Linked DNA regions of Homo sapiens: all the other regions are linked to region 3. Evidence: chromatin loops called from intact Hi-C (ENCODE). Cell type or tissue: endothelial cell of umbilical vein. All regions are shown on one strand. Region 1 overlaps BMPER (BMP binding endothelial regulator). Region 2 has its middle 340 kb from the start of NPSR1. Region 3 overlaps NPSR1-AS1 (NPSR1 antisense RNA 1).

What was found. A loop is a pair of places that touch in the nucleus more often than their neighbours do. Peaks named below come from ENCODE experiments on the same cell type or tissue, not always from the same donor. Only the 100,000 strongest peaks of a DNase experiment are listed, where the experiment ranks them.
Region 1: a loop joins it to region 3, with 15 times the contacts of the local background. A loop is called at or near these places in 15 of 110 quality-filtered maps.
Region 2: it touches region 3 in a loop (24-fold over the local background); 31 of 110 quality-filtered maps call a loop at or near these places.

Annotation. Positions count from the first base shown.
Region 1 is chr7:34,129,700-34,137,699 of GRCh38, forward strand. The region is part of intron 13 of BMPER (BMP binding endothelial regulator); the gene reads left to right. Among named protein-coding and RNA genes, the nearest start is that of BMPER, 230 kb to the left of the region's middle. In endothelial cell of umbilical vein, a CTCF peak has its summit at 4,665 (motif pointing right); a DNase peak (open chromatin) is centred at 4,682; H3K27me3 peaks cover 159 bases.
Region 2 is chr7:34,317,943-34,325,942 of GRCh38, forward strand. No RefSeq gene overlaps it. Among named protein-coding and RNA genes, the nearest start is that of NPSR1, 340 kb to the right of the region's middle. RefSeq lists an enhancer at 3,059-3,118. In endothelial cell of umbilical vein, CTCF peaks have their summits at 3,157 (motif pointing right) and 3,356; a DNase peak (open chromatin) is centred at 3,219.
Region 3 is chr7:34,592,149-34,600,148 of GRCh38, forward strand. The region is part of intron 2 of NPSR1-AS1 (NPSR1 antisense RNA 1); the gene reads right to left. Among named protein-coding and RNA genes, the nearest start is that of NPSR1, 62 kb to the right of the region's middle. In endothelial cell of umbilical vein, no CTCF peak of the experiment used is centred here; a DNase peak (open chromatin) is centred at 4,933.

The sequences.
Region 1 (8,000 bases), 460 kb before region 3:
TTTAGGCTTAGTTTTATTTCAGTTCCTTTGCCATGAGTCCCCAAGGGCATGGACTGAACTGGGGAGTAAAACCTCATTCTCTAGTGGCTTTCATCTTGTCCCTTGTCTGGAGTCTTTCCTCACCTGGAAACACTATTTGCAAATTGCATTCAGTTCTGCCTGCTTCTTTGCTAGATATTTGGATTAGCACCTTGGTCTTCCTTCCTCCAACTGCTGATCTAGAGGTTACCTCTCCCTATGTTGTCGTATATGAATATAAGGACTTCTACATTTTTCTTTTTCTTTTTTTCAGGAATTTGGCTACTAGCAATGATAAGTGAATAGGAGGGTAATCTTTTCCCTGTGTTCTTGACCCCCTCCTCTCCTGTTTTCTTCCTGATATTATGTCACCAGTTACCCAAACCCTCCATCTCTTTAGCTTCAGCATCTTATCTTGGACTTCCTTCCCCGCTTTGATGCAAAATGTGTTCAAGTCTTCTTGATTCTGTCTCTCTCTCTCTCTCTCTCTCTCTGTCTTCTGGGTTCCCTTCAAATTATCTCCTCATTTCTCTCCTCTGATCTGACAACCTACTGAAAGAATGGCCTTTCCTCATTGCCTCCCATATTTTCCACCTGCAATACACTTCAGGAGGATTGTTGGCCACACCACTCTTGTAAAAGTATTCCTGCTAAGACCACCACTGACCTCCTAGCTGTCTACTCCAGTTTTCAGAACTTCCCTCAGTATGTTAGTAGTAGTTAAATCCATGGAATGCCTATTCCTCCTTCACTTTGAGGCCATTTAACCCTGTAAATCTCATTGTCACTTAGTAGTCGCTTTATCTGGACTTGACTATATAAACATCTGTAAGTAATGCATTCAGAAAACAGGTTTTGAGCATGTACCCTAGAACAGGCTCTGCACTAGGGCTGGGGAAAATTGGTGAGCAACACCTGCCAGCCCTGGGGCATGGTGGAGTAGATGGAGTGAGGGATCGCTCCCATGGGGGTGTAGTTGCAGGGTGTGATAAGGGCCATGCAAGAATGCCAGGAGAATGTTTAAGAGCAACCTTATCTAGACTGGGGATCTCAGAAACCTTCCCTGAGAAAGCTACTCAGCTGCATATTGAAGGAGGAGTGGATTTTAACTAGGAGAAGGGGGAGGAAGAACACCCCAGCTAGAAGGAACAGCATGTGCTTTAGAAGGCGACCTGTCTTAGGGGAGAGGGTGAGGGCTCAGCTTTGAATGCTGTCTTTGCCACTTATTAGTAATGTGATGGTAAAAAGAGAAAATCATGTGATGCCTCTGGGCCAGTGTTCTGGGGCCTTTTAGGCAATTATCTCTGCAGTTGCTTATAGAAAACAGGCCTCACATTCCAACTCTCAGGGGCTCATCTGAGGGTGCTCTCATTCTAGCAGAGGGTGTGGGGAAGCTGGCATGGAGGGGAAGGCCTGTGGTGTTTATGATTTGGCTTTGGGGAATGTCTGGTCATGGAGTCCTTTTTCTGGGATTTGAGGATGGTGGCGTGCCAGCCCCACTGATGGGTGGGGGTGGGCCTCTTGGGACGGGTAGCACCCTGTTTAGGTCCAGTGGACTGAGCTATCCCTCGGCAGCCAAGGCTGCAAAGGGCATTGAGTGTGAAAAGACCCTTTCTTGTGCAGTGATGGGATGTGAATGCTGGTTTATTGTGGAGCCAAAAGGCACGGCAGATGCTTGATGCAAGGCCCCCAGCATCTGAAAAAGTTCACCACTGTACCGCATCCTCCAGGGGCAGCCGCCTCTGCCGCCCTTTGATTAATGCACGTAGTGGAGGATTTGTGCCTTTGCCTGTTTGTGGGACTTGGCAGCCATCCACTGCCTAATGTGAAAAAGGCCTATGGAAGGATCGGCCCCTTTGAAGCAGGGGGCTGGTGGTGACTGCTGCGTGTGGCTGGGGTGTGGCCTCCAGATGCTAGAGGCCTTCACTTTCATAAATTTTCCTCACCGCCATTTGTGACTCCACACTCCCAATTACTGCACTCTCTGGAGGTGGCCATGGCCAACACAGGCAAACCCAGGCTAGTATTGTTCGGCTGCCAATGGGAAGACTAGAGACAATGCTGGGGCTGGCATCCCGGGGGATGGCACCCTAGGGTGATAGGAAAGAAAGAACAAAGTTCAATTCCTGCACATCCTTCAAACTCTGAACTTCAGTGGGGCTGGAGATGGAATGCTGCAATTTCTGTTTTGCTTAGTCCTCTAACCATTTCCATTTCTGTGCATGGATGAATTTTGCTCTTTTCTTTAGGGATTCGTTGGGGGAAGGGGAGAATACAGATTTTCATTTACCTTCTGAGAACCCTAAGGGAGAGATTAGGCAAGGAAAGGAGAATGTGGAAAGGGGTAATAATGTGCCCAAGATAACACAATTGAGGTTCAATCTTGGTGTGGTGATCACTTACCTTGCTGCCTCTTCGAGTAGATTATGCCGTGGGACAATTGTGTAGGCATGTTTTCTTCTCCTCTAGGGCCCAGACATGAGAAGCAACATTGAAGAAGGCATTTGCTCTCAAGTGCCAGCCCTGTACTTACTGGAGCCTGAGAGCTAGTGCCCCCTTAATATGTTGCCCTCAAGACTCCTCCTTGAGTGTTGCCTGGCCCAGTTCTGCCCTGCTCTCCCCACCACACCCCAAAGGCCCCAGGATCGAAGCCAGTTCTGCCCTGCTCTCCCCACCACACCCCAAAGGCCCCAGGATCGAAGCCAGTTCTGCCCTGCTCTCCCTACCACGCCCCAAAGGCCTCCGGATCGAAGCCAGGTTCTTCTTTCTTTCTGCATTTCCCACAATGCCCAGCCCACAGGTTGCACACAGCGGATATTCTCTTGGTGTTTGTTGAGGGGACTAGAACAATTTCAAAGACGGTATGTATCTATGTTGGGAGTAGAATTATGATGAGATGAGCTCACCAAAAAGGAGACAGTGAGTTTCTTTGGGGTAAAGATCCCTCTCTCATTTCTGGGCTGGGGGCTTTTAAAATACATATACTACCTAGTTTTGGGGCTAGCTGAGCCCTGGGCAAGTTCATATCTTGACAGAATCACAGAATATTAGTACTGTGGAGACCCCATCACTTTACAAACTAAGAATCAGGCTTACCCCAAGACGTGGCTGAATATTGGCAACACGCTGATACTTTTGGTCCCTGATGGTATTACCACCTCAGACTTGGTAGATGTGAAATGTGTATATTGAAATGTGTATATTGCTCTCTGACATAGAGCTCCTGAAACTGTGTAGGTAAGGGCACTAGGGAAATCTTTTTTTTAAATTTGAATTTGGTCTCTGACCCCAGTTCCTGATACAGAGCTCCTAAGACCTTTGCAATTAATTTCCTGAATGGTAGGAGTGAGAGATGCAGAGCTTCTAAATCCTTTGTAATTTACTTGGTGATAGGAGCATCTTTTGTTCTAATGAGATGATCCTTGGGGGGCTCCTGGACAGCCTCAGGATGGAGAGGGGCTCCATTGCTAGAGGAACCAACCATGTAATTAGAGGGTTGGACTTTCAGCCTCTCCCTCTAGCCTCCAAGGAGGGGAGAGGGGCTGAAAGTTGAGTTGATCACCAATGGCTGGTGATATAATTAATCAGGTCTATGTAATGGCACCTCCACGAAAACCCCAAAGGTCAGGGTTTGGGGAGCTTCTGGATAGCTAAACACACAGGGGTTCTGGAAGGTGGTGTGCCTGGGTTCTGGAAGGTGGTGTGCCTGGAGAGGGCACAGAAGCTCTGAATCCCTTCCTACACCCTCACCCTGTGCATCTCTTCCATCTGGCTGTGCATCTGTATCCTTGGTAACAGCCTTTGTAATCAACTGGGCAACTTAAGTGTTTCCCTGAGTCCTGTGAGTCACTCCAGCAAATTAACTGGATCCAAGAAGGGGGTTGTGGAAACTCCGATTTATAAACCGGTTGGTCAGAAGCACAGGCCACAACCTGGGACTGTGATTGATATCTAAAGTGGGGAGCAGTGCTGTGGGACTGGGACCTTTGCTGTGGGATCTGACGCTAACTCCAGTAGATAGTGTCAGAATTGAGTTAAATTTCAGGACATCTAGTTGGTGTCCGCTGGAGAACTAGTGGTTAGTGGGGAGAAGTCCCTACATGTTTTGGTGACCGAAGCTTTCTGTGTTGAGTCAGCGTGTGGAAGCAGGAAAAACAGTTTAGTTTTTCCTTTAGTGGTAAAGAATGTTTCTCTTCTGCTTAGGTGAAGGATTCCGACTCTCTTGTACTTGAGATTCTTTTTAGAGACAAAAAAATATGTGACGTTCGATGTAGTACATAGGTGAAATGAGATTTCGTGAAAAAGATAAAAAAGATTGAAAAAGGTGGACGGAGCAGAGGCTTCTTCCTGGTGGTGGCCCATCTCGCCCTGCCCTTTCCAGAAGCCTGCCTCAGATGCACTCACCCTTCTTGGCAGGCATCAGGGGTAGGTGTTTAGGATTACACAGGGGTTTAGTTCACCAGCCTTACAATTGTTTTACAGTAAGCATGACGGTGATGAATTGAGCACAAGTTTAAGAGAAGAGTGATTGATTTTCTGCCAAGCACCATTTTTATGTTCTTTTTTATCAGCCAGCCTCCAAAAAGGTGAGTTGTTTGATTTAGAAGCAAATGCTGGAGTAAGAATTATGGTTACTTCATGCAGTAACTCTCGGCCACTAGAGGGGGGTCGTGACCAAGCTTCCCTCTCCCTGGCCAGCTCCTGAGACCATCTTGCAAGATTTGCCGGGCTCTGCTAGGATGGGGCCCAAAGTGAAATGAGGCGTTATCTCTAGAAGAGTGACAATTCAGCAAAAGTCTGTTAATCATGGTCAGTTTTTCCCTCCGTGAAGCCAGTGTTTCCTACTTGAGCAAAGATAGCTTAACTTCCCAACAGGAGTATTTCTAAGGGTTACTGGTTATATAGTCTCTGGCTTTGGGCTCCTTAAAGATGTGGCCCCTGGGTATAGAGAAAATAGCAAAATGGTGCACATCCCTTCCCCGTTATTAGATGGGCGAGAATTTAACTGTGGGCATGAAGATTATACTCTTCACATATGGTCTGATATATGGCCTTATCAAGGGAGAAAATATTTTAGATTCCATACATGCGTGATAGCTGTTTGGTCACTGTTAAAAGCGTACCTCTACTAAAAGCAAGTATGTGGAGCTTCTTCCAAAGCTGGCATCCATGAAAAATCCTAAGAATTGCTACTTCCTTAAAGGAGGTCTCTGTGTCCACAGATGCCTACATTATTCCACAAAAACAATCCATAGCTTCAGAAGAGGGTCAGAGGTGAATGATCATTTCTGGAGCTCCTGTGTGCTGCTGTGCACGTAATGCCATTCACCTCCTGGGGAAAGTTAGGAGGATTTAAAAATAAATATTTTTAGTAATTGGAGAGCGTCTAAATTAGGTAAAAAGTGTTGGAATGTATAAGTAAGCAATGTATATAAGGTAGGGACAGTGGGCAGGCAATCAAGTAAGAGATTCACTGTGAATCATGAACAAAAATGGTTTGGTAGGTTTTTCTCTTGTTAATTTGGTTGTTGGATTTTTGTTCTTGACAAGCCGGGAAGCAAGCAGTTGACAGGGAGGGAGGAACACAGAAGGCAGGAAGATGAAAATACAAGGCTGAGCAGGGGAGCGCAGGAAGGTAACTGAAGAGTCCTTATGAGCAGGGACACATTGAGTGATTCTGTGTGGCTCCTGATGTCAGACCTGAGAGTTAACTGGAGATTATGAGGATTTGGATCCCTAGAAGAAAGAAATGTCATAACCAGCAGATCTGCTGAGCTGCCCTGCAGGAAAACCAGCCCCCTGTCCTGTGAGGTCTCAGGAAGAGGCTGCATGATTCTCTGTCAGGGACTTTTTTTGCTTTGTATTGTTTTTGATATTGGGAGGTTGACCACATGACTATCAAATCTAAGATCTGGTGGTTTGGAAATTCTGTGCCTCTACTCAGGCACCTCCCTTAGCCTAGAATTTCCTTTTTCTCATTCATAATAGTCTTTATGTCATTTGGAGTTTGGTTCTTAGTATTTGCACAATCCTGTTTTCTTGGAGGAGCCCATCTCTGTTAGCCTCTGTACCTTGTTTAGTGCCTGAAACAAACAGAGCTCCATGAGTGCCTTCTTTTCACTGAGGAGTGGGCTAACAATTTAACTTGAGTATAGGGGGATGAGGGGAGAATTTGGGAAAGCTGAACCGGAGATAACTTTTATATCTACAACCAGAGAAACAGGCTGGACTCCCGTTCCAGGTATCCTCCTGCCCTGTCTCCCCAGATGAAGGTTATGAAATCCACAAGCTAATGAAAATGCCTGGACTTGCTGTTCTGTCCTGGCAACCCCAGGCAGCCATAGAACCTGGAATATTCTCAACAATATTTAAGCCAGCATGGACAGTAGCCACAGGGATGCCAAACTGGGGCTGGCCCAGGAAAGCCGTGGACAGAGCAGCAGGAGCTCCCTGCTGGCTGGCCCAGCAGGCTAGCCCTGCCCTTTCATTGACAGCTCAATAAAACAGCCTCACAGTTCCCAGGATTGAAGCTTCTGGCCGTGTTTTTCATGTGACAGTGGTGTTTTTTGTACCCCTTCGATGGAAGGATAAGAATGAGTGTGTGAACGTGCCTGTATAGGGCTGAGGAAAAGAGCGTGATATTGGATGACATTGTTTTCATAGGTATAATGTGACATGGATGTGCCTTCCTACCTTGGCTACTACCTTTAGTTGTCTCCATGCAACTCAGATTAGGGAAATTAGGGCAGGATTTCAAGGATTAAAATGTGAGTTTTTTAATAGGCTTATGGTAGCTAACCACACTTCTGCTCACTCAGCTAGGACTCTGTCTTCCCTATCTTCTCCCTCCCCTGTTTTCCATTGATGCCCAGGTACCAATAAACCTAAGATGCCTTCACTCACTTCTATGACCTTCCTAGATATGTGGAACAAGGAAAGCCATATGACCAAATGGTGGTTTTCTTGCTATCTTCCTTGCACTGTTGCGTTCTGCCTTGATCCTGCCATTGCTCCCAGGAAAGCTGACCTTCAGATTGACAAACATTGTCCAGCTGAAGACCCTTTGTGGTGGCAGAGAAAACAGCCAGAACGCTGGATATCTGGCTCCGAGGTGGAGCTGGCACCTGTCACTCCTGGCTTGCCCTTCTGTTCTCCAAGAAGCAGTGTGGAGGGTGCCCAGTGGGTAATACATCTGTCGTTCAAAACTGTGCCTGGGAAGCAGAGGCACTTGCCTCTGTCTGACAGGCATGGCCCTTGTGCCAGAGAAAGCAGAGAGCAGAGGGGAAACCACTCGGATATGCTGTTGCTAGGAAGCATAGATGTGTTTGATGTTTTGATTTTAGCAGTATTGGAGGTTTGCCTTTTTAATAACATGAAAAACTATAGGTTTTTCTTATATCAAATATGTGCTTTATTGAAAATGTGTGGTTAAAGCAGAATCCTCTCATCAAATCCTTTTTTTCCACCAGTCATTAAATTAAAAAAAATTCCTCTGGAGACAGGAGAGGAGTGCAATAAGTTCAAAATGAAAATGACAGCAGAAAGGTTCTTGCAGAAGCAGCTTAGTTCAGAGGCTGTTATGGCCAACAGCTCCCGTGGCCTTGGCCGTATTAAGCAGTGGCCACAGAGTGGGAGCAAGGATGGAATTCATGTCCTTCAGATATCAGTGTCCAGCTGTCCAATCCTGTGGAAGCTGGGAAAAGGTCATGAGGTTACTCTCTTTCACTCTTTGAATGATTCACTGAATATTTACTGAGCTGTGTGTTCACGGCACTGTGCTGGGGGGCTAGATAAGCCAGACACAGTCCTTGTCCCCCGGAAAGAAAAGAGATGATGTTTCAAAGGATCTGTGCAATAAGAAAGGTATGAAGGACATGGGACCCTATAGGGAGTGGCTAACTTTTTTGGGGCCACTTGGCAAGCACCACTGAGGAATTTGAATTAAGTCTTAAAGGATAGACATTAGATTTTTCCAGTGGAAA
Region 2 (8,000 bases), 270 kb before region 3:
GGACAGACTCATCACTCATTTTCTCCGGCTATATAAAAGCAGGTTTCTGGACAATTTACAGATAAATTAAGGCAAGTTTTTTTCAGCCCTCTGTCAAGATAAAGACCTGATTGAAAAAGACATAAATTACTGTTATTTTTTAATGATTATCAGTCAACATATTACCGTATACTTTCTTTAAGCTACTGTGTCTGTTATGTCAAAGGAACACTCTGGGGTCAATAAGTTTGCTATGTGCTTCAGGAGTTTCTCTTGGGTTAGTGAATTATTTAGGCTCCTTTAGGATCTCAGGCAATCTGTTTCTCCAGACATCCTGCATTGTCTGCCGGTAGCTTAGAATTTACAGCAACTTTAGAGAATCCTCCCTAACACACTGGTGTCTACAGTCCCTGGTCTATGACACAAGGCAAGTCTCCTTTGTGAAAACCACCATAAGTCAGGGAATAGATTCAAAAAATATTCCTTCTGAGCGAAAACTCTAAAAGAAATAGAATTTCTGTGGGAGAGTTTGGGGAGCTGTGAAGATTTGAGAGACCCTAAAGCAGCCATCGTTCAACTCATTTGGGTCACAGACCTCTTAGAGAATCCTATGAAATGTATAAATCCTCCACCCAGACAAATATGCAAATGTTCTTGGGGCTCACTTTTTGTGTGTATTCTTCCAGGGGGAATCAAAGAACTATTTAAGCTCAGGCTGAGAACTCTTGCTTCATCTAGACAATTCTTGCATTAGCAGAAAGTGTGGCTATCTCTTTTCTATCATGACCCAATTTGGGGTGCAGGAAGGAAGCAAGGGAAATGGGAGTAGAAGCCAAGACTGGGGAGACTAGAAACAGAAGACCCTATAATGTCCAACCTGACCTCTGCCCTCAAGTCCTCTAACCTTCAGAGCTAGGGATTTCACCCCCTCCTTTAGTTCCTGTCCAATCTCTGATGTGTAACCAAGCCAGGCACCTGGTCTTGCTCTTTCATGTGGGATCCGGGTCCAGGAACCAGGCCTAGAAACAAAGTTTTTGTCATACTCCTATGAACAAGCTCCTGCCATATATATTCTATTTGTAGGCATGAATCATTCATCTTTTGCCCCATTGAAATCTTAGAGTCCTGGCCCCAAGATAAAAATGGGTCCAATTTTTTTTTATTTCTTTTTCTCTAGCCTTATTTGTGCTGTTGGCTTTGCTCACAGTCTGTCCAGTTCATATTGTTTCCAGGAGAGGAGAAGAAGTCAGCAATGGGAAATGGACTTTTCTTAGGTCCTCTGGAGTTTTTCAGGCTGGAGTTCATCAATGAGATAAACGGCTTTCTAATCCCTTTGTATTATACCTTTTATCTTTTTCTTTGTGAAATATTTTGTCAGATTCTATTAGATACGAGGTCATGTTTCCTGTTTTCAAGATGTTTGAAATCTAAGGGAACAAAGAGAAAAATGGAGTATGATGTGCATCTTCAGACTGAGATAAATGGTAATAAGATGGTGATATACAGAGTTCTCAGAGGAAGAAAACTCGCTTTGAGCCATAGGGAACAGGAAGCCAGGGATTTGAGCAGAGACCTGAATGATGGTCTATTTCCCACAGGACAACCATTCTCAATTTTTTTCTTTAATGGACCTTTGAGAATCTCATGAAGATAGGGGAAGGCCTCTGAGAGCTGTGGTAAAGCCAGCTAATAATTAAAAATCAAGGTCCTGAACTGTAGCCATAACATCAGGATAGCCTGGGCAGGTCATTTTCATGATGTATCTGGATAACCTCACCTATAAAGCAGAATTGAAGGAGATATGACTAGTAATAACTCAGGCTTCTACTTGCTTTAAAATTTATAATTCTATCATCTAGTTTATTACCCTGTATAGAGCCATACTTATTGTTCCAAAGAGATTGAATATGTTTTTATCAAAAGAAAAATAATTCTTGTATCTCATCCCAAAATCACAAAATTATTGAAAAATGTATGCTACCCACACTGGAATTTTAAAGACCCTAACATTTCTCAGCTTCTAATTTAAGGGGTTCATTATAAATAATGAAGGCCAAACTTTACTGAACAATGAATATGTGTCAAGTAAATCGCTAAGTGCATTGCATGCATTATATCATTTAATCCTTCCATTAATTCAATGGATAAAGTGCTATTGTTATTATTATGTACTATATTATTATTCTCATTTTATAGATTAGGAAACTAAGGGCTGCAGCTATTAGGTTACTTTCTCAAGGAATCTCAGTCTGATTTGAATTTGGGCACTCAAATTCCACAGCCCAGGCACTTCAATCACTGCAATGGCTTGTTTTACTGGTGGGGTGACTTATAATGTTTCCTGGGCCACAGATACTTTGAAAATTGAATGAATTCACAGTCTGCAAGCTTGCATATAGAAAGTTTGCACAAATGCACACGTGCACACACACTCATATATACACTTAAACATGTGCACATACATATATATTTTCCATACATTTTAGGATCCTAGAAACTCTTTTGAGGTCTGTTCTATGGAGTTCAGTCTAAGCTTCCCTACTGAAGGCCAGAAATAGCTGGAGAAGACTGTGGAAAGACTGGTCAGGATTAGTCTGGACAGAGACAGCTCGTCCAGTCTATCTTTGCAAAGGATAGAGAGCATGACTGTTGGTTGCCACGCGGGTGGGGTCGGCCGGAAGACTCTGATGCAAGAACAACCTACCCCTGGGATCCTGCCAGCCTGGTGATGTCGCTGACCTGTCACTGCTCATGGGGCAAGGACATTGGGACTGATTTTGTCCATGGAAACAGGATCATCTTTCTCCAGTCACTCTTTCTTTGCCACAGTCCTCCTTAGCTTGTCCCCAAATAGAGTGCCCCCTCAGGGGTGACCTAGGCCTTTCAAAACCAGTCCAGAAAATGACATTAGATCTGCTACCCTCCATTATAGTGAGACATATAGTCATATTCAACGAATTAGGAACAAACATTTTAAGAGTAAGCATTCTCAAACGATGTGTAAAAACTTCAACGCAGTTTGCTTTTCCACTGAAAAGAAAATCTGAGAAGGCAAGGCGGGACTGTGGGTTCCAATAACAAGGTTACCTCCTCTCCTCCCAGCTCACCTTCTCACCTGGCTCTTCCTGAATTTCTGCCTGACCCAGATGCGGCAGTCTTTGCGAGTGAAAGGTGACGCGCTCTGTCCACTAGGGGGAGACTTGCTCACATTTATCCCCTGGCTCTAGCTAAGAATTGGAACTTGTTTGTAGCGGCAGCTCCTTGACCCGGTTTTCTTTGCTATGCAAAGCATTTGAATTTGATTAAAGAAATCCTCTGCTTAAATTTTCAACTCTCATTCCAAGAGGTGATGAGGATGCAGTAATGACTAGTGTGCAAATAAGGTAGTGACTTTCTCCAGTGCGCTCTGAGGTGCGTGGCTTGAACCGGCCTGGGAGGCGCCCGCAGCCCCAGGCCCTGGGAAAGCGCGGCTGCAGTGTCGCAGGTCCATGTGGGCCACGGTGGACCTAAGTAGGCACCGCACCCTGCAGCCTGCCCGGCCTGTGAAGTTTTTAGATTGTTCGGCCAGGCTGACTCACGCAGCTAAGGCAGGAAAATGTGCCCGAGGCGATTGCTGGTGGTATTCAAACAATCCTATTTTCTTTTCTATTTTTCTCTCCTCTGCCCGCCTTCAGTCCCTGTCCCCTTCCGTTCTCTCTTAGTGGCCTTTAGCAGTGGCGGGCCCAGCGATTGGTTCTCAGAGATAAAGGAACTTCTGTCTCCGACCTTGTCTGAAGATTGCTCCTCAAGTCTGTGAATTTCTTGAGGGATGTACATTCAAATAATGTTTGGAATTGTGTGTCTTCCATTAAGATGTGTAATACACATATATGCACAGGTACTTCTTTGAGTTTTAATTTTTCTGACTTTAGAAATAACTTGAGTTGAGTTTTGTTCGTGAAAGCAGAAGATGGAAGGAGTAAGTGTCACAGGTCCCCCACTGCTGTCCTTCCTTTAATTTAACTTTGTAATGGGCCTATGCATTTAGAGAAGAGCCAGGGAGCTGAGCTACATATTTCTATTTTCTTGTATTTCCCTTAAAATGTATTATTTGATACAGAATAGGTAGGGTTGTCCTTACATGTCACTATCCTCCATATCTGAGGACACATTTGTAATTTAGTGTCTACTTAAAAGCAAACTTATAATATAAAAAAGTAGTTTTAAACCAGAACAAATTGTTGTTATTTTGCCTTTTAAGAGAAGAAGCATATTTCATATCAGTGAGAAAATTGAACCCTCTGCTGCTACCTTTCCATTGCAGAGAGGTGGGAAGGGGACACCCAGAGGAGACAGTCTGTGTAGGGGACACTGATGAGTGTTTGGAGTTACAGTGGTAAGCCCTGAGCTGAGTTTGGGAGTCAGGGCTGGAGAAAAGGGAACTGTTCTTCCACCGGATGAATTTGGATAGATATTCCCCGACGACAGGTGGGGTGGAGGGCATCAGAAGACCAGAGAATGGAGGATGAAGATTGGTGTGTTTGAGAGATTTAAAGTAAAAACTGACCCCAAGATGTAAACTTGGGGTCCTCTATTTCCCAACTCATCAGTAAAGTCTGTACAGCACAAAGGAATTCTGTTGATCCTTCTTATTTTTTATGGAAATCAAGAAAAATGTGTAAGGCTCCTTTCGTGTGTGTGCATTCTTTCAACTAATATTTATTAAAATCTGCTGTGAAGCAAGTTTTATTCTAGGTGCTAGTGATACAGAGGTGAACAAGAAAATAAGATTCCTACTCTCTTAATCCTTACCCTTGAGTGGGGGAGAACAGATGGTAAATAAACAAAAGTAAACAAGGTCATTTCAGAGAGCAGCAAGTTCCATGAAGACTAACAAAATGGTAGGTGTTGCAGAGTAACTGGGCTGGGAGTGGGAGGGTATGTCAATATCCAACCAAGAAATGAAAACCACCTCAGGATTTTTTTTTCCATTTTTAAAATTGTAGTAAGATACACATAATGTAAAATTTAGCACCTTCACTATTTTAAACTATTAAATGGTGTTAAATATACTCATAGGTTGTACAGTCATCACCACCATCCATCTGCATCATCCTTTTCATCTTGTGAAACTGAAACTTTATACTCGTTACACAACACTCCCTGTTTCCCCCACTCCCCATCACCTGGCAAGCACCATTCTACTTTCTGTCTCTAAGATTCTGTCTACTCCAAGTACCTCATATAAGTGGAATCATACAGTATTTGTCTTTTATCTTTTTGTGATTGACTTATTTCACTTAGCATAATATCCTCGAGGTTCATCCATTTTGGAGAATGTGTCAGAATGTCTTTTCTTTTGAAAGCTGAAGAGTATTCCACTATATATGCATGCCGTATTTTGCATATCCAGTCATCCTTCAGTGGACACTGGAGTTGATTTCACTTTTTAGCTATGAACATGGGTGTGCAAATATCTCTTCCAGTCACTGCTTTTAATTCTTTTGGATAAATACAATCACTTTGAGATTTTTTTTAAAAGATCTTTAATTCAGGGCATTTATTACAAAATTAGTGGAATACTGGAGGAGCAAAAGGGGAGATTTTGCCAGTGGGAGGCAATTGGGAGATTAAAAGGAAGCGGGGAGGGAGAGGCAGGGTGTGGTGGCTCATGCCTGTAATCCCAGCACTTTGGGAGGTCGAGGTGGGCGGATCATGAGGTCAGGAGTTCCAGACCAGCCTGGCCAACATGGTGAAACCCCTACTAAAATACAAAAATTAGCTGGGCGTGGTGGTGCATGCCTGTAGTCCCAGCTACTTGGGAGGCTGAGGCAGGAAAATGGCTTGAACCCAGGAGATGGAGGTTGCAGTGAGCCGAGATCGCGCCACTGCACTCGAGCCTGGGCTACAGAGGGAGATTCCGTCTCAAAAAATAAAATGAAATGAAATAAAATAAAATAAAATGAAAAAGAAGAAAGTGGGGAGGGAGAAGCCACGTTTTCTTCTGTATTTGGTGGGGACTTCGCCAGCAGCAGCTTCCACAGACAGCAGTCCTGGGTTCCTGCTCACAGTTGCAAACAGCAGCAGGGGTCTTTCACCTCTGCTTTTCCACCCCTGAAAGTGATAGCAGCTTCTTGTTTTTATTCTCCAGATTCCTCCACCCAGAGATGTGAGGCTTGTTTGCAGTTCTGTACACAGCACAGCTGAACCTTTTCACTCAGGTTCCTTTCCTCTTTCCACACAGCTAGATGACAACTCTAACCTCCTCAAGCACAATCCATGTTAGAAGGAAAGATCTAGAGAGATGCTAAAATAAGGCACACTAGGCAAAGTAGAGGGTTTGGTGCCAGTCTACATACGGCACGAGATCCTCAGTCTGCCTTCCTTAGCCTATTTCCAGATCGCTGGCTGGCAGACGAGCCTGATCCCACTGCCTTGCCTCTGACCTAGAGTTACAGTCATCTTCCCTCCAAGTCTGAGCAGCCACACGAACCCCAGATACTTACATCTGGGAGCACCCCAGTGACAAAGCCAGTGACTTAATGTATTTAATCTATATGTATCCATTATTTTGATAAATGTTTAACCATATATTTATTTTTAAATTGCAAGAATGGGATGGGAGGAAGTGGAGACACTGAGAACAGACAATTTTAAAATGTTTTTCCATAAATGGTAGCAGAGAATTCAGGCAATAGTTGGAGCAGTACATAAGATTAAGGGTTTTTAAGTTTGGAGATACCATGGTATTGTTGGAATAATACAGAAGGGCGGGAGAAATTGATGATGCAAGAATGAATGGAAAATGGCAGGAGCCTAGTTCCTGAGATAAGAAGGGATGGCTAGAGAGGTGTGGAAGACACACAAATCAATAGCTGCAGGGCACAATGTGAAAACAAGAATTCAAGAGCAGTAGACAATCTAAGCGAGAAGTAAAAAGACCACCTACCCCAAGAATTCACAAACCTCTTGGGGAGGACATTGGACATTTAACAGGGAGTGGAATGATGGCTTGAGCAAATCTTACCAGATCTTATGGGGCAGGGTGACCCATTTTACGTCTGGGTTCATTCATTCCTTAAGTGGAAACAGAACATTTTAAAGCTGTTTCTAATTAAAATTCTGTCTGTTTTACCTTAGCCTTCCCTTTCTTAGTCTTATCTTTCACTTTTTAACATATATTAATACTTTATATTCTAGTCAAATGGCACATTGGAAGTCCTGAACAAATGCTTGTTGAATTAAATAAATAAATTGGACTTATTTATAAGAGACTTGAGGTCTCTTTGGCCTTGCCGGAGCTCTCAGTTCCTGCAGCCCATGTTTTCCTGGATCTGCACTTTTTAAAAAAAATTTCTTAAAGCATTTTTTTTTCTTCCTGAAATAGTCTCTGCTTCATCTGTTTTTCTGCTTCTCAAAATCTTATTCCTTCTTCATGTCCAGCTTAAATACAACTTTGAGAAGGCTTTTTGACCTTTCCATCTAAATGTGATATCCTGTCTTCTGCATTCCATAGAATTTTCTTTATCTGGCTGATGTTTCTTACCCTGTGTCAGGAATTATGATTATCTGTGGAGTTGTTAAAATGTCCTCTACTAGACTATGAGAACATTGAGAGCAGTAACCACATCTTATTCACCTTTATTTACCTTGAACCACTTGGCACAGCATCTTGTGTGTAGGAAGTTTTCAACAAATAGATTAATTTGAATTTAATTTTCCTACCCCAGTGCACTCATCAGCACACTGACAAAAACCAACTGAGGTCCTGCTGCATGGAGGCCTCCTCCTTTAGCTGTGGAACAACCTGTTAATCAGCTCAGACTACAGACACATACCTTGTTTTTATCACTCCACTTTCAGGATTAAAGATTTTTTTTTAACCCAAACACCTTTCTCATATCCCTTGCAGAAATACAGATACCTACAAAGGCACACACTGCATATATTCACATGTACGCTGTCTCAAACACATGTTCCTCTGCACGCTCAGGCATAAACACACATACGCTGTTTCTGTTTACATCCCCAAACAGAATCCT
Region 3 (8,000 bases):
CTCCTCTGGCCAGCCCATCCTTGCACATCACGTACTGCCTTAGCTGCAGGCCTTTGCACATGCCAGTCCTACGCCCAGAATGGTCCCCTGCCTCCCCGGAGGCTCCTTTACCTGCCAGCCTTCTTTTCTTGACCTAAATTTCCCTTTCTCTGGGAGAGCCTCCTACCCTCTCCTCTAGGCTATTCACTTCTTCCACATGCCCCATGGTGCCCACTCTTTCAGCTGGGGCAATGCTCGTCACACTGCATAGTAATTGCTCAGTTGAAAATTGCTCAGTTGAAACCTCTTTCCTTTATAAATTACCCAGTCTCAGGTAGTATCTTTTTAGCAGTGTGAGAATGGACTAATACATAGAGTGAGTTCACTTCCTCTTGCTCTCTGTCTTTCTTGCCCTCTCTCTGCCCTTTCACCATGGAATGATACAGCAAGGAAACCCTCACAAGATGCTGATACCTTGATAGTGGACTTCCAAACCTACAGAACTGTGAGCCAATAAATTTCTCTTCATTATAAATTATCCCAACTATGGTATTCTATGGTATTTACGGCAGCACAAAACAGGATAAGACAGAAGGGAAAAAAGTTCCTTCCATAGAGAAGTTCTCCCTTAGAGAATAAGACTTGAGAATACTCAAGAAGCCCTGGGCATGGATAGGACTTATGCAACATGAAAAACCAAGCAGGGGAACAGGAGTAACTGAACTGGTAAACATCCTTCATGTTTTCTTATATTTATCCTTCATATCTCAAATTAGGGTTATGGTTATATAATGAGGCTCTGATGTACTTGAGAAAGCTACGCCGTATGGTTCTTATTGAATTGCCATAATTTCCTATGAAATGGTTCTTGAATAGGCTAAGATCTCCCTGGGTTTAGAAATGTACAGCAGTCTACATTGTTCTCTTTACTGTGGGTACTTGAATAGTCTAGGAAGTCAGCTCTTCATCCACAATGGAAAAATAAATATTTCAGTACCCAAGTTTTTATGGAAAATTTTAGTTTGATAAAATTATTCTATTCACATACCTCATCATGAAAGGAAATGAACAGACTTTTGATGAAACTTTAAAAAATCATTCTCTAACCTTATTAAGAAACAAAATGCAAAAGTGTATTAGGAATTTATGCTCCCTCTTTACGTGAAAGGTTACTGTAGATAATACCATAATAAGAAAAGTCCAAATGAAAGAGAGCTGGAAATTATTCTAATAACTATTCAGTTAGCAAAATATCACAATTGCCAGATACATATTTCCTTTATTTTTTTGGTAATAAAAACTGAAATAGTAGTTCAATGAAAGTATAAATCAAAATGAATGGTTTTGAAAGATTGCCCAGACACTTTCTATCATAGAGGTCACAATTCATAAAAAGAACATGTTGAAAACGTGTTTTCTGTACTCAGCATGACAATTTGTCTTAATCCCTTATCTTTGAGAATAGAATTTTAAAGAAAATAAAATTTTTGATGGTTGGCTCAGTCTTCATTTTTGTTCTGGGCAATATTTTATTAATGACTGAAATGTGGACAGCAATGTTATGGTGACCTAAGTACCCTCGCTTGAGTGTGTAGAGAGGATTAGTCTGGCTTCCCCAATCCATGAAGTAGAAATTAGTGTATCAGACAGTAGAACCAGGGTCTAACATGGACCACCATATTGAATGAGAGCCATTCCCTATCAGCCAGCCACGTGCTTATTTGGTTACAGATTCAGTGGAAATTAACAATGGTGCATGATGTCTAATACAGTTAGTATAAATCTTAGGTTAATACAGTATCAGGGAAAAGTAAGGCCATATTTCCAAGGTGTGCTGAGCCCATCATAGAGTTTAGCTGCATTACAGGGTTCCATTCTGGATCCAACTAAGAACTGAGAGATCCAGAAAAACTGGAACAAGTTCAGTGATGGATACCTGAAATGGTAAAGGTATCAAAGTATTGTCACATGGGGAGCTGTTTAAGAAATAAAGGGAAGATAAGATCTATGAAAGACATGATGTGTGTCCCCATATACTTGAAGGACTGTCATGCAGTGAAAGAACAAGATTGATTGCCATTGCAGAGGGAGGCTAGCTGCAAATCTGTGTAGAGAAGAGCTATGAAGGAATAGTCTGCCTAAATTGGAAGTGAGTGCCCCATGATTGAGAAGTTCAAACAGACAAGCATCTCTCATGGATGTTTGGGGGATGGTTGGGTTAGAAATAGTGGGCCTGAGAGTGTGCAAGGATTGGATAAAGATGACTTAAAGTGTAAAGGAGGATATGCATAGGTTATATGAAAATACAACAGCATTTTATATAAAGGACTTAAGCATCTGAGAATTTTGGTATCCACAGGGGGCCTAGAACTAATCCCCTGTGGATACCAAGGGGTAATTGTAATGATGGCAAAGTGTGTGGACTCTGAAGTCAAACTGCTGAGTTCAGATCATGGCCTTAGTTCTTTATGCGAAATTGAGTAGGTTACTTGCCTTTCTATGCCTGTTTTCACATTTGTAAAATGGAGATGACAATATTACCTAATTCACAGCGTTGCTCTGAAAAATAGACACAATCACAAAATGTTTATAATCCAGCTCACATAAATATTGCATGTTAGTTGTTACTATCCAGTGGAGGAGAGAATCATTCCAGTCCAACCTTCCCCACATGTATGAGATCAGCACACATCTTTTCCACTCAGGCTGACTTATAGTTGGATTAAAAACTAAAGAGGGTGGCTTCCTTGGGCTGATTCTAGGTCACTGTTTGGGCCCCTCCTGCCAAGGGGCATCTTAGTGGGCTCTCCCACTTGCAATGGCAACCCACTCCAAGCCCCAATAACTGTGAACTTCTCACCACTTCTTAAATAACTCTGGCCAATTGTGGACTATCTGTGCTTGTGGGACCCTGCCCATAGGGCTTCTTCCATGAGGCAGGCTTTGCCTTGCCTCCTCTTCTTATTCACGTGCAAATGTTTACCCAAGTCCGTGACTCCTGTGAAAGGAAAATACGCCTTGGGGCCCCAAAATCACTAAGCTAAAGGGAAAAGTCAAACTGGGAACTGCTCAGAGGAAACCTGCCTCCCATTCTATTCAAAGTCACCCCTCTGCTCACTGAGGTAGATGCATATCTGATTGCCTCCTTTGGACAGGCTAATCAGAAACTCAAAAGAATGCAACCATTTGTCTCTTATCTACTTATGACCTGGAAGCCCCCTCCCCGGCTTCAAGTTGTCCCACCTTTCCAGAGGAAATGTTCATCTTACATATGTTGATTGATGTCTCATGTCTCCCTAAAATGTATAAAACCAAACTGTGCTCTGACCAGCCTGGGCACATGCTGTCAGGACCTCCTGAGGCTGTGTCACAGCTGCGTGTACTCAACTTTGGCAAAATAAACTTGCTAAATTAACTGAGACCTATCTCAGATATTTGGGGTTCACACTCCTCATGTCCCCCAGGCATTCCCTCCTCTGGGCTGCATGGCTCTTGTTCATAACTATTATAGGATTTAACTTGTGGTATTTTGACTGTCATGCATAGTCTTTTCAACTAGACCAGGGATCCCCAACCCTACGCCATGGACCAGTACTATCCATGGCCTATTAGAAACTGGCCCACACAGCAGGAGGTGAGTGGCAGTGAGCAAGCTAAGCTTCACCTGTATTTATAGCTGGTCCCCATCACTTGCATCACCACCTGACCTCTGCCTCCCTCCTGTCAGATTAGTTGCGGCATTAGATTTTCATAGGAGTGCAAATCCTGTTGTAAACTGCGCATGCAAGGAACCTAGGTTGCGTGCTCCTTGTGAGAATCTAATGCCTGATGATCTGTCACTGTCTCCTATCATCCCCAGATGGGATCATCTAGTTGCAAGAAAACAAGCTCAGGGCTCCCACTGATTCTACATTATGGTGAGCTGTATGTTATTTCATTATATATTATAATGTAATAATAATAGAAATAATGTGCACAATAAATGTAATGCACTTTAATCATCCCCAAATCATCCCCTGCCTGTCCGTGGAAAAACTGTCTTTCACCAAACGTGTCCCTGGTTCCAAAAAGGTTGGGGAACACTGAGCTAGACTGTGAGCTCCTTGAGGGCAGTGACAGTTCCATTCATCTCTGTTTCCCCAAGATTGGCACAAAGTATGCGTTCAATAAGCCTATTAACCTAAAGAAAGTAAATCTGTCCAAATTTTCAGTATATCGTATTTTCAACTTTTCGAGCTATCCCCATTAGCCTAAATAATTCTTCAGAGCAAGAATAATGTTTTTTAAATATCTGTAGCCCCAGGATAGCCAAGAACATGGTAGGTGTTTAATCATTTGCAGAATAAATTAAAGGATGAATTTATTTGGAACATAAGCTTCTTATTAGCATCTAGAATAAATCAGTATTTCTTGTTCAGATTAATAGTATAACAATCACAATTAGGTAGCATCTTATAAGTAGAATGTTTAGTTGATGCTGTAAATCAGCAGTCATCTAGAGATCCTAACTCTTGCTTCTCAGGCACATTGTGACTGGGGAGCAAGAATTAGACAAATTATTCACTGAGCTTTTAAAATTCTCAGGTTCCACCTCCATCTAATCAATCAGTCTTTAAAAAATAAGTTTAGACAGATACTTTGTTTTGTTTTTCCAAATATCTCCAAGATTAATATGAAATAGGGGTTGAGAACCATCCTGACCCTGTAAGCTGCAAGCCCTGTGATCTTCAGGAAATTTTTAATTTCTTTAACCCCCAATGTCCTCATCTGTAAAAGGAAGATAATTATTATGCCTACCTCCTAAGGTTGCATAATAATTAAATGATTTAATCTCATAAGAAGTGTTGAACATGGTACCCAACATACTGAAAGCATTGTTATTATTGTTTTATTGGTAACATCATTTCTATTGAAGTATAGGCCATGCCACCACCACCTGTGAGCCATTACTGCCACATCTTGGCCAAATATCATAACTGCAGGCTCCTGCCTTTTGTATTTCTATACAATGCCTAGCTTAACAATGGGGATGCTTTCAGACAAATTCATCATTGTGCGAACATCATAGAGTGTACTTACACAAACCTAGATGGTAGAGCTGATTACACACTGAGGTTATATGCTATAGCCTGTCGCTCCAAGGTTACAAACCTGCATAGCATGTTACTGTACTGAATACTGTAGGCAACTGTAACACAATGGTAAGGATTTGTGTATTTTCTCTGTTTAGACATTGTGAACATGTCTAAACAGAGAAAAGGTACGTAAAACTGTGGTCATATAATCTTATGAGAATAACATTGTAATATGTTAACTAACATTGTAACATGTAGTACATTGCTGACCAAACGCCATTACATGGTGCAAGACTGTACTTGAAACTAGACCAAACTGCTACCCCAAATTAAACCTATCAAGTAAGAGAAAGGAAGTTTATAAAATTCCAATCACCTTTCCCTCTATCAATCAATCTCTGCTATCAAAAGCTAAAATTTCCCCAGCTATTTCTAAGCATAAAATTATTTGAGCCTCATTTAGGCTTGAGTTTACTGCTTCCCAGAGAAGAAGGAAAGGAAACAGAGAAAATACTGTACGGTAAAACTTCCTAAGTGTTACTTATCCTAAGGGGGAAAAGATGGCTTGAAAAAACCTACTTTGTAAGAAATTGTTTTGAAAGATAATTTGAATATATTCATTAATATCCTTCATGTTATCCTTCTAAATGTCCTCGTAAGTCTTATAACTCTAAATGTCTTTATAACTTCTAAATGATCTCGGCAGTGTCCATTTCCAGGGAATAGAAAAGAGCCGAATGAATACATTCTGTGCAGATCATAGCTCACACAAACTCTTTAAGTTTAAAACCCAATTTATATACTAATATGAGGGAAAACAGACAAATATTTGTAAGGCAAATAAACGCTTAAGGTAGGAAAAATTAGCATCCTTGAAGAAAACAGCCCAGGAATTCCTGTATTTTCTTAAGAGAGTAGAGGTGGGAAGAAAGCAATGTTCCAGCATTGAGAAAACATCAACAGAATGTCTTTGAGACAACGGCAATACAATGTCTACTGCATAGCTCGTCTTCACATATATTATCACAGATAATCTTCCCAATGACACTGGGGGTGAGGGGGAATAGTTTTATCCCAGTATTACAGATGAGGAGATGGTGATGCACGAAGGTGAGACTTTACAAATCCACACAACTGTTGGGTGGCAGAGCCGCGCGAGACTCAACGCATGGGATGCTTCATTTCATGGTTCAGCTCCTCCTGTTAAACTATTCTCTGTAGCACAGAGAAGAAGCCCACGACTATCAAAACCATTGCTAACTGAAACAGAATATTATAATTCATGTGTAAGAAAAGCTTCAGAAATGAGTGCAAGGCTCTGAGGGAAGTTTGCTGTGTGGGATGCTACCCTGGGCTGCCTGTGGAGATGAATAGCCGCGCCAGAACAGATTTTTATTCATTTGGAGGTCGTGAATAAAACAGTTTTAGACTTTGGAGCAGAAAGAAATTGGTTAGGGGGCAGGGGGTGATTTTTTTCCCCTAGGTCTTTGTATTTTAATAAGTGGGAGGCTTTTTTTTGTATTTTGTTTTTTGGGCTTCTTTTTCTTATTCTATTAAAAAAGGGGGTCCCTAGGACTGCACTGTGACATTTCTTCTATTTTGTCAGATAAGGGGAACTCAACAGCTTTTTCACTCTCCCTTTGTGTCATTAAAAAACAAAGCATTTCAACCAAAATATTTGATGTTTTTCTACCAGTGCCTTAGAATGTTATTATGTGTGGATAGGAAACATCTCCCCTGAAAGCTCAAGGCTTCCCCTTCTCTACATAAGCCCAGGTGGGTAGGAGGTTTGGGACGATACTAGGGTTGTGAGCAATTAATCACAAATTTACTGCAAAGTCCTCTGAATTCGCTCTGTGATTTGGCTTCTTAAAACTAACTTACATCTCACAGAGTTCTTACGGGAAAAACTGGGGGAAAGGACACAGTGAACCCCTCTGTGAAATTTTACTAGTTTTAAGTAAAGATTTTGTGCCAGGCACTAAGTTCAGATCTTCACGTGTTATCTCATTTAATCCTTAAGACAATGGTTATTATCCCCTTTTACTTGAAAAGAACATTGAGCCCTAGATAAGTCAGTTAGCTTGCCCAAGGTCACGCAAATCCTGAGAAACGGAATCCAGCGTCCCTGATCCCCGACCTCTGTACTTATGCAATGTAAGGACTTAGAGCCAAAATGCTTGGCTTCAAATTCTGGTTTCATAGCTGTGCGAATTTGGGCAAGTTTTAAAATTTCTGTGCCTCAGTGTCATCTCCAAAATGGAGAATAGGGATAGGAACAGTACATAAATCACAGGGCTACTGTGAGGATAAAAAGAGTTAATATAATTTAGATGCTTAGATCTGAGATTCCCATCCCATGTACTAATATGTCCTAGGGCACTGCAGTCAACTTGCAAAGGGTTGTTGGAACATTTAACATTTTCAAGGGAAATGTGGGGATAACTGACATCTGTCAGTCATTGAGTGAACTACTAGCTTGAGGTAGTTCAGTTTCAACGTTAGATCACACCGCATTCCTTTTGATGGCAGTATATCTTCACAGCACTGGGTTTTCAGCTATTGCTGTGATGAAAAGCAAATACCATCCCAAAATCAATGTGGAGCCGGAAATGAGGGTGGAGGTGTCAGATCTTGACTCCAAGGTTCCAGACATTGTACAGCCCCCAACAGGTGCACACATGCCATTAGTAACTCTTGTGTTACTTAAGAATGTAATAAAAGTATTATCTTTTCTTTCAATTTATGCATATTATTTTTTCAAATTTCTACCAAGTTATCAGGACATAAATATGTATTAAGTGGTTGAGACATAATTACTTAATAAATGGATATGACGGGTATTTCTTTTGGCCTAGATGTGCTATGGAAAAATTACTATTACTACGGATGCCATGAAATGAGAACGTTCAGAACTTCCGGCTTGGAACAATTCCTAGTTGCATA